Regions from separate parts of the Homo sapiens genome. Here region 1 is linked to region 2. A link is a contact called in ENCODE Hi-C or POLR2A ChIA-PET data. All regions are on one chromosome and are shown on one strand. Each heading gives the region's core, a stretch centred on a gene start or an enhancer-like site at or near the end of the contact. The rest is flanking DNA. Distances are from core to core; before and after follow the strand shown.

The links. A loop is a pair of places that touch in the nucleus more often than their neighbours do. ChIA-PET counts read pairs that join two places held with the same protein, here RNA polymerase II (POLR2A). Pooled maps may share reads with other maps.
Region 1: a pooled map shows a loop between it and region 2 (2.6-fold over the local background). The contact joins two enhancer-like sites. A Hi-C loop is called at or near these places in 2 of 168 maps with a recorded cell type or tissue (A673 and heart right ventricle) and 8 of 50 pooled maps. POLR2A ChIA-PET finds 5 or more read pairs at or near these places in 3 of 52 experiments (AG04450, H1 and T-cell).

What each region holds. Positions count from the first base shown.
Region 1 is chr9:2,051,494-2,057,169 of GRCh38, forward strand. SMARCA2 (SWI/SNF related BAF chromatin remodeling complex subunit ATPase 2) reads left to right here. Exons shown (of 34, transcript NM_003070.5): 6 at 3,104-3,230; 7 at 5,179-5,352. Among named protein-coding and RNA genes, the nearest start is that of SMARCA2, 39 kb to the left of the region's middle. Within about 2 kb of position 2,583, at least 13 of the 41 ENCODE cell types and tissues checked have a DNase peak (open chromatin) inside an H3K27ac peak, as active enhancers do.
Region 2 is chr9:1,975,946-1,981,116 of GRCh38, forward strand. No RefSeq gene overlaps it. Among named protein-coding and RNA genes, the nearest start is that of SMARCA2, 37 kb to the right of the region's middle. Within about 2 kb of position 3,251, at least 4 of the 41 ENCODE cell types and tissues checked have a DNase peak (open chromatin) inside an H3K27ac peak, as active enhancers do.

The DNA of each region.
Region 1 (5,676 bases), core at 1,333-3,832, 75 kb after region 2:
CCCACCTCCCAGTTCAATGTGATGTAATCTCTACCCTATCACCCCAGTTATCTGACGATTACTTATTTAGTCCTAGTTCCATGGTTGTTTGGAAGATTAAGTAGGAATTCCTCTAATTTGGCATCTGACCCACTTTGTCAAAGAGAGTAAATCAGAATACCAAGGGATAGTTTGAGTTCTAGGATATTCAAATAAGAAAGATCTGCAAGGAATCTAGAACCAAGGATGCGGAATAACCAAATCATTGGCCATGGGCTCACGCCACTATAATACTTAATTTTCCTTTGGTATGGCCTTAACCTGTGAAAGTAAAGTTGTCTCAGTTTTATTTTTTCCCTTTAAATTATATATTTCAAAAAAAATCAATAGTGGATTTTTTTCTTTACATCTTAATTGTTAAGATGCATCATCTGTTGCTGTATCCAGAGATTTGGGGCTACATAGATGTTGTAGAAAATGAGTAAATGAAGTAGATGTCTGTTTCATATAGTGAAAATTAAAAACCACGGTAATAATCTCACGAGTATCACTAGTACAAGGAATGTGGAAGAAAGTTGGGAGAATTTGAACAATTTTGCCAAAAGAGTAAAATGATGAGTTTATTATTGTTGCATGAAATACAAAACTTTCAGTCTTTTGAATGATTAAACCACTTAAAAATGCTATTGTTTGTGTTGGTATGCATAGTTAATAGCACGGGCCAGGCATGGTGGCTCATGCCTGTAATCCCAGCACTTCGGGAGGCCGATGCCTGCGGATCACCTGAGGTCAGGAGTTTGAGACCAGCCTGGCCAACATGGCAAAACCCCGTCTCTACTAAAAATACAAAAATTAGCTGGGCGTGGTGGCACGTGCCTATAGCCCCAGCTACATGGGAGGCTGAGAGGCAGGAGAATCGCTTGAACCTGGGAGGCGGAGGTTGCAGTGAGCAGAGATAGTGCCACTGCACTCCAGCCTGGCCGACAGAGCGAGACTCCATCTCAAACAAACAAAGAAAAAACAATAACGACAGCACGGTAGCAGTGATAATATTAACACATTATGATGACAAATCATTTAATAAATTAGAACGAATAACGTGCGTATAGCAAATAAAACAAGAATCAGTCTTAGATACTATTTTTAGTGAAGTCCCTGAAAAATAGTTTTCCTTACCACCATTTTTAAATTTTTAAAAATGATGACATTTTATTTCCCTTCCAAACTAAGCAACTGTAGGTTTTTTAAAAAATCACTCATTTTGATATTTGGGCTATATGAAGTATTAGATCTTCTACAGCATTTAGGTCCAGGAGGTTTCACTTTTTCACGTTAATGAAAATGATGGCTGTCGTCATCAGCATCTTGGCAAGGAAGACAAATGGTCTGGTTGCCTTAGGACAGAACCAGAAGTTAGAAAGAAAAAAGTCTGTCCTCCCAGCTCTGTACTCTGGCAACATCATCATGTTTGGAAAAAACTGTAATATTCATTTTTTAAGACAATTTCGACTTTTATTTTAGATTGAGGGGATTCATGAATAGGTTTCTTAACATGGGTATGTTGCATGATGCTGAGGTTTGGGGTGCAGTTGATCCCATCATTCAGCTAATGAGCATAGTACCTAAAAGTTTTTCATCCCTTCCTGCGCTCCCTCCCTCCCCCGTCTAGTAGTCCCCAGTGTGTATTGTTGCCATCTTTATGTCCATGAATACCCAGTGTTTAGCTGCCACTTAAAAGTGAGAACATGCGGTATTTGGTTTTCTGTTCCGGCATTAATTTGCTTAGGATAATGGCCTCCAGCTGCATCCATGTTGCTGCAAAGGACATGATTTGGTTCTTTTTTATGGCTGTGCATAATTTTTAACAGAATTCTTAATTTTCAGCTTTTATAGTTGAGGTCCAGGAAGGTTCTCGGAAAGTGTATCTTAATTATCTATCATTTTATTGCAGTGGTTTTGGTATCAGGCAAATTGAGGTTCCAATCTTGGCCCCCTTCTTTACTAGCTCTGTGGTATCTCCAGGTGTCTTCAGTTTTCCTCATCAGCAAAATGGGACCATTATAACTTTTACCTTACAGAGGCGTGTCTGTGTGTGTAAGAGAGAGACAATTAAATAACATTGTACATTAAAGGCACTTAGTGCTGTTAATATTAGCCTACTTTAACTTATTACTTATTATTATTCTTTCTTTGTTGAAATCTAGTTCAGTACAGTTTGCCTCAGATTTAGGGGATGTAGTTCTAAAAATAGTCTTAAATGGCATATAATTATTTTGTCAGAATAGGATTCAGGTGAACTCTAAAACCAGCAGTTTATATATCTAACAGTAATAGTATCCCAAGTGAATGGCTAAAGTCAGAGGTCTTTTATTTTCTACTCTGCCTTTATTATGAAGAAGTACATGCAGTTATATTTTTGATGGTGTGTAAAACGAGAATCCTCAACATCCTTTTCTAGAAACTCTTGGTTTTTGAGTACTATTTACTGCTGGCCCTGATTTTTTTAAAACAGCCTCATTTGTATTTTCTTTTCTCAAGCAAGCTCTGCTCACAGAGGAAGTGGTTGTGGCTGGCAGAGCGCTTTCTGAATGTTTAGGGTTGGCTGATTTCTGTGGCATCAGCACCTAAAACTGTTCTTGCTCACTGCGCTTTAATGGCTGTCGTCATCAGCATCTTGGCAAAGAAGACAAATGGTCTGGTTGCCTTAGGACAGAACTAGAAGTTCGGAAGAAAAAAGTCTGTGCTCTCAGCTCTGCATTCTGTCTGGCTGGGAGTTAGAAAGCTTGTCAATTGGTTCTGTCTCTTATATTCTCTCTCTGCTAAGAGTGAGCAAGGACATTTGACTTCCCCACTAGATGCAGGGTGAACCTTCTTTCCCTAGTGTTAGATAGAGGTTATGGAGGAAGCCACATTGTTAAGTAACATATACCTGTCTGCATTAATGCAAAGGTAGCTTTTCTCTGCTTAACATCAAAAATTCTAGTTGGGTGTTAGAGATCAACTATCAGTATCTGGAATATGTTTTGCCCCGGACTTAAACCTAATGTCATTGTTTATCATTTAAGATTAAATTGTAATGTGTTTTTCCCCTGCCCCCTTTTCCCCATTTTATTGTTTCCTTTAGACTTCAGGCCCGCATAGCTCATAGGATACAAGAACTGGAAAATCTGCCTGGCTCTTTGCCACCAGATTTAAGAACCAAAGCAACCGTGGAACTAAAAGCACTTCGGTTACTCAATTTCCAGCGTCAGGTAATACATTTTCCCCAGTGAATCTGAGATGTAGGAAATAAATGTAATTGTTCCTAAAGTGTTATCTGTGTTGCCTTTAGTCTATTCAATATTGTTACAAAGATATAAAGATATAAATATAGTAAAATAGTGAATCTTTTAGACCAACAGCTTACAACTAAAAATGATGAAGATGAACTGCTTATTATTCTGGTTTTCTCTTCTGTATATGGGAAAGAGTTTTTCCTCCTGTACTATGGGTTACAAAGTCAGAGTTATGGCGTTTTGTTACCATGGATGAAAAACCTTGGGAACAAGTGGGGTAGCTCATGTTTGCTTTTATGACTCCAAGGAAAAACCAGAAGGTAGTGGATTGGAGCTTCTTTGTAAGCACAGATGTAAAGTGCTTGCCACGACTGTGAAAATAATTTTAACAAATATGGTAGCCACGCTACTGAATTAGTGGTTCATCATTTATAGAAATACATAAAGCAATGTCTTATAGCTTATTTATTCACCGATGTCTAAGTTTGGAGTGTTTGATCACATCAGGCTCATGTATTGACTAATCAGTAAATTATCTGCTCTTGTAGTTTACAGCAGTTATTAAAAGCCAGTATAATGACCTATTTTCTGATTTCTAAATTAGTAAGAGACAAGTGGAATGAGTTAGAGCTAATTTTCACTTTGGCGAGTTTTGCCTTGTGGACTGAAAAGGTTCAAGTTTGCTAGTCCGCAGATTGCCTCACTAACCCAAAGGGGATAAGGAACGTTTCATTGTTAGTCAGATGGGTTTGTTTTGTTAAAGTCTGGAACATGCGAAATGAATAATTAATGAGTCAAAGTAGTTTGGAAGTATTGACTTGGTTTGTTGGAGGATGTGACTAAAATCACAGGCCACTCCAGTTGCTATTGTGGTAGGAATTTGGGTGTATATTTGCCTTACCGGCTATAATCTCACAGATGGACATTAGTGGTGGGTAGGTGCTACTTGGCTCTTGGTTTGTGAGAGTAGATTTCAGCTTAAATTTTAAAAAGAAAAGGGAAAATTCTCTGAGTTCTGTTTACTTCTTTCTTATTGGTGACCTCATAAGATGAATTAATAAAGTGCTGGATAAAATCTTACTAAATGAATATTAACCAAGTATATTTTCCGGAATATGTTTATGTTCAAATTAGCGTTGCCATGACGGACTCTTATTGATTTCTGATTTTTGTTTGATATTATTTTAAAAATCTGTTATTTATGAAGCTTCCTAATTAAATTAACTGTAACTAATGATATTTCAGATGCAGTGGAATGATTATTTAATGTGTATTCTCCAGTCCCTACCCCCTACCACCACATAACATGCAATACAGATAAAAGTATTACATTTGTGATCTGAAATAAGTTCATGATATAATATAAAATGTAGATCTCTTGGAAAGAAGATCATTATTGGAGTGGGAAGAAGCCAAAACTCATATTTCCCATCCTTTGTATGAGACTATGAATTAACGTTGTTTGAGTACCTGCTGCTACCACACGTGAAAGTAATTCTTTTATTCTTTTTTTGGAGCATCATTAAAATTAATCTTTAAACACAAAGAGAATGTTAACATGACACTTAAAACAAAGCGGAAAATTTAAAAAGCTTATTTAGCTAATTGGTATCATTAGAATAATTAGAGAAAATGAAGTTATTTAAAAGGCAAGACAACATCTTTTCTTTCTTTTACTGTTACAGTACTATAATTGCTTTTGATTTGAATTATTTGGGGAGAAAAATCTTGTACCGTTCTTGAAAATATTGCATACATTTGGCATGATTTTAGTTCCTTCATTTAATACAAACCAAAGGTGATTGAGAAGCTTGTGGAGATTCCCCGCCCCACTCTATTCCATTAAATGCAACCGCGAGAAGGCCAGAGTTCAGGAACCTAGCTTCTGTTAGGGAAGGCTGTCTAACTGCTCTCTTCTTGACAGCTGAGACAGGAGGTGGTGGCCTGCATGCGCAGGGACACGACCCTGGAGACGGCTCTCAACTCCAAAGCATACAAACGGAGCAAGCGCCAGACTCTGAGAGAAGCTCGCATGACCGAGAAGCTGGAGAAGCAGCAGAAGATTGAGCAGGAGAGGAAACGCCGTCAGAAACACCAGGTTCTTAGACCCTGGGCTTTGCTCACCCTCACTTTGGCAGAGCTGTCCAATGAATTCATCAAATGGGGTCAGAATGACTGAAAAATGGACCCTTGTGGGTGGTGGGGACATCACAGAACAGAACGGTTCCTTGACATGTACATAATCCAACCACATCATTTTATAGACAAAGACGCTTAAGCCAGGACGTATAAATGACTGCCCAAGGTCATACAATTGCTTAGCAGCACAATGAGGTTTAGTATTGTCTTAGTTTGTCTGGGCTGCTATAAAAAAATAGCACAAACTGGGTGGTTGATGAGCAACAGAAGTTTATTTTTCACC
Region 2 (5,171 bases), core at 2,001-4,500:
GCTGGGATTACAGGTGCCACCACCGCGCCTGGCTAATTTTCGTATTTTTAATAGAGATGGGGTTTCACCACGTTGGCCAGGCTGGTCTTGAACTCCTGAACTCAGGTGATCAGCACCCCCCCTTGGCCTCCCAAAGTGCTGGAATTACAGGTGTAATCCACCGCGCCTGGCCTCAACTGCATATTTTAAAAAGCTCTTAGCAAAGTGTCTGGAATACTCAACAATATTGGTATCTTTTCCCCAGAGCCCCTTCCTATGGTTGAAACTACTGTTTATCCTTGTATATTTCAGAAGATCAAAATATTTACTTATTCATCGGTGAATTGATAAAGATTAACATTGGATATCAATATAGACGATTTTGAGAGCAAAATTTTCTACTCTTTTTGGACAGCCGTAGACACTCTTCTCTTTGCTAACGGTACTGGCAGGGGGAGTATGTAAAAGAGAGACAAAAGGTAGACACTGCCTTAGAGTCCTATCTTAATTACTTACTATATCTTTGATAACATGTCTTATAAGAGAGTGTAGTTTTATCATTAAAACTACACTGAGAAATAGAATATGTTGCAGAACAACTTCACTGTGTAATCTTAGACAAGTGGCTTAGCCTCTCTAAGACTATCTTCCCTATTTAACAATGAGATTACAGCAGGTGACCCCTAAAGTCCCCCTGGAATGCTACAAGGATATCGTTTCTTTGCTGTGCAATACCAAGATTGCATTATCTCCTTTATCTTTCATCTATGTAGCAGCCCTAAGAAATATTCTTTCTTTAAGTAATGAATTATTATGAGACTCATTTCAGATTATAAAGTAATAATTCTAATGATTATAAGATATTAGGTGGTAATTCAATTATTGTTAAACCCCAGCACTTTCACATTAACTCTGAAAAAAGTATGATGTCTTATAACAGTAAGTGATAACAATACTGAGTTTTACTTTACTTTGGAAAAAGGCAGATTATTACACAGAGGTGGAGCAACTCACTCAAAATTAACTACTAGCCTCTTGGCTGAAATAAAGATAGCCCACAGGTTTCCTAATTTCTACTTCTTAATTTTACTAAACACATGTATTTGAAGCATTAGAATTAGAATTATATTTTAATATGGTAATTGTCAAATATGGCAAAGTTCAAATAAGATACTATTGCTTTTTATTCAGCAATACAAAAAAAAAAAAGATTTGCTGTTGGGTCTCATGCATGCCCTGACTTGACAGGTGATGTTGTGTTTAAAATGCATGTATTTCTAGAAAATCAACATCCATGCTCTAGGTGACACAGATGAAGGGGCATGTCTACACTTGCCTTTTGACACAGATCTGTTGGAGTAAGTGTGTGTATGTGTGTGTGTGTGTGTGTAAAACACTAAATTGATATTTTTTCCAATCAACCTATTTCAGTATTCTCTTTAAGGACTGATAAGGCCAGACGTGGTGGCTCATGCCCGTAATCCCAGCACTTTGGGAGGCCGAGGCGGACGGATCACCTGAGGTTGGCAGTTCGAGACTAGCCTGACCAACATGCAGAAACCCCATCTCTACTAAAAATACAAAATTAGCTGGGTGTGGTGGCATATACCTGTGTAATCTCTGCTACTCAGGAGGCTGAGGCAGGAGAATAGCTTGAACCCGGGAGGCAGAGGTTGCGGTGAGCCAAGATCACACCATTGCACTCCAGCCTGGGCAACAATAGTGAAACTCCGTCTCAAAAAAAAAAAAAAAAAAAAAAAAAGAACTGATAAAAGGCCAGTTTAAGGTCATTGTGTGGTTGTGGCTGTGGCTGTGACTATTCACTCCGTGTCCCATGGTGTGGGAGCTGCAGACAATCTTCAGCAGCAGCTTGAGCCCTCAGGCTTCAATAAGAGACTGCTAAACAGGTTGCATGAGATATGTGGGCCTTTAGACCAATCTGCAATCCCAAGTTCAGCAGCAATGGATTTGGGAGCTGGGCGGTTCATTTCCTCTGAAACCCAGGTCACTATCTTTTCAGGAGAAATTGGGACTTTCCCATCTCATCTGTATCTGTGCTGAAGGAGAGTCTAGGTACAGCTTCACCTGGGAGTTTGTGGAAGATATACTCTGCACATGCAGAACTTCCTGGGTCAGTATTCCTCCCATTGCAGACACACTGGGAGCTCCCTTACTTTACACAAGATTTCAGTGTCCATATAAGACAGGCACATAGACCACCACCTTTGCCACAGAACCACAGGTCCACAGAAGATGCCCCTGTGAGAGGCCAGTGATCAGCCCTGGGATTGATAGCCACCAAAACTGAGGCTTCTTGAAAGCTATTTGGATCTGGTTAAACAGGGTTCAGGATTTAATTGCTCAGCAATGGATGAGTCTCTGCTGGCAACAGCAACCTCAGAACAACACCTTGGCTGGCATTCATGGAGGACAAGTCATGACATCAGTTCTGTTTTCAGTGACAACAAAGGCCCAAGCTGCCATCAGAAGCATCTCCCAGCTGAGTGGTCTGAGGCTTTCTTCTATAGATACAGGGTTTCATCTAAAAGTCAAACCAGGTACCAACCAAGCGGCTTCTGCAGCAAGGAAGTGGAGGACAATCTCCTTCTTCATCTGCAGGACAAGGGCTCTTGATATTGTGATGATTTCCCTTTAAGTTTATTCAGGAATCAAGGGCCACACCATATGAGCCCTTCAGGCAGTGTGGAAAGGCTTTGATTTGTTTTTATTCATTTAACTTGTACAATGCTCCCAGCAGGTTTCAGCAAAACCTGAGATTCTTACTGAGGTAGAGGAGCAGACAAATCAATTTGACCTTGGACAATGCACCCTTAGCTTTAATGGTAGAAACTGGTGATAGAGACTAGAAACACCATCACATTCATAAGACCCTATGAGGATTTAACTGTATCTTAGAACTAACCAGAAAAAAATGTTTAATAGAGAAGAATTCTTTCTCTGTCCTTAGAGATCCTTGGACCAGAATGCAGAAAGGAGGGCACCGTTCTGTGATTTTCCTCTGCAACTGGGGATCAGATCATTTATTTGCCTGAGGAAACAATAACTTGGCAAACTCTCTCTCCTCTCTTTCCACGTCCTAGGCAAGTGATGAAAGAGGAGTGAGGCTCGCTTCAGCTCTGTCACAGATGTTGACTCACCACTGGTCTGCCTTCCCTCTCCCTTGCCACCCTCTTCCTTCTGCCAAAGTTAGCATGCTGGATCAGTAGGATGCAAAGCTGCGCATGACCCTTTTTGGGGCTGGACACTGTCATCTGGCCAGATAAACTAACAGGCTAGCAAATCCAGCTGGGGCTGGTTGTACTTTGCCCACGTCTGTTGCAGCATATGGTGCGTTCACTTGAAGTGACTGACAGAGCTATTTAACTTTGCAGTTTGTTTTTCTGATGCCCCTACCCAAATACCACACACACTGTCAGATATTGGTGAACAGTCTTCAGTGTGGTTACAATTCATGGCTATCATAAGGAGAATACTTTAAAATTGGATTTGAACTCCATAGTTCCCAAGATGGCAGAGCTGGATGGAAACATCTGGAGACATTCCCTTTAATTGGCCCCATAATTTTATACAGAAAGAAATTGAAGCAGAAAGATTGAGTGACTCCCACAAGGACTCACACAGCCAGTTAGTATCAGGACTAGAGCTAGAACCTTCGACCCTGACTTCCAACTCTGTGCTTTTTCCAGCTCACGCTGTTCATATGTTTCCTTTCATTTTGTCTTCAAAATTTGGCCCCTTGGAAACTTTCCTAGGAATTGGACCTCTGAGCCTACAGTGGCTTAATGCACACTTTTGGGAAAGGATAGCCATGAGGCCTCTAAGTGGTTTTGATCAAGTTTGCCAATATTTACACCCTAGAATGATCTGCATAAACTTCATAAATAATGTAAATTCCTACAAAGTGAGTAAACAGTGAGCTACATGGTCTTTTGAAAAATCCGTGTTATGCAATCACCCTGGCAAAGTTAACAACGCAATAGAGTGTTGAAGGTAACCACTGATTGCAGTCACTGCTATTGACCATTTTAAGTGTGACTATTTTTAAAATACTGTATGCCTCATTAAGCTGGGCTCTGAAAATGAGGAATTTGCTTTAACTGCATTGTTTTGAATTGCTGAGAGAAGAATCTATCAACCACAAGGTGCCCTGCTGCTGAACTCAGCCAAAAAGCTGTTAATAACTCCAGCAGATGTTTCAGCTTTTTAGGCCAATAGACTCCCTCTCTCCCTGCCCTCCCCTTTCCAGAATCTGATGCCAATATGACTGAACTCCAGTTTTTGTGGTTGTTGTCGCCACCGCCGCCGCTGCTAGGGCTGGTGATACAGTGCCGCTGAGGAATGATCCTTTAAACAACCACTGGCCACAGAACCTCAGCCCTCTAAGGTCAGAATATTATTGCTTTTACCATCAGAAGTTTAAATCTTCAGGGGGAAAATGAAGGTAAGGGCACAAATTCAGTGTCTTTGTTTTGTTGTCTGCCTTCATTGCTAGTCATTTTGTTTAGCTTTCTGTGGCTTCTCCCAATGCTACAAGTCCATTTCTCAGACTCATCAGAGTGCTGAGCTTGCTCAGGTTAAGGGTCATTAATACACTGGAGGCCTTACTGATCTGGGAGAGAGGTTCTTGGGTTAGCAGCTTTACAAAGGGGGCCTCTGTGTGATGCAAAGTTTTGTGTGGTTGTATGCCTGATACTGTGTGGTTCAGATGCCCTGACCTCAGCAGTTCTGCAATATTAGATGTGTGTTTTATAAATATAGCTACATCCCTGTGAGACAGGTAGCGTATGAGGGCACACAGGGTCACCACAGTCCCATACCAGGATTTATCAACATCTCTGAACTGGGATAAACCTGACATTGTCACTTGAAATTACATCTACTTTCCAAGGCTTTCCAAATGAGAAGACATTAGAAATAAAGGGAGAGGAGAGATCCTGCCCCCTTCCCTGACACTCCCTGCCCTGCCTCCTACTCAATTATTTTGGAGAGAGTGCTTTAACATACCCTGGTGACAACAGGGTGACCAAGAAAACACAGGTGCACCGCATTAGGCAATGCTGTGTTGGCTAGGAACACATCTGAACTGCACATCTATACATATCATCATGCAGAGAATTGCCATTTCAAGGGCGGGAAAATGAGAGGCAGAATTAAGTTCATAAATATTTTGT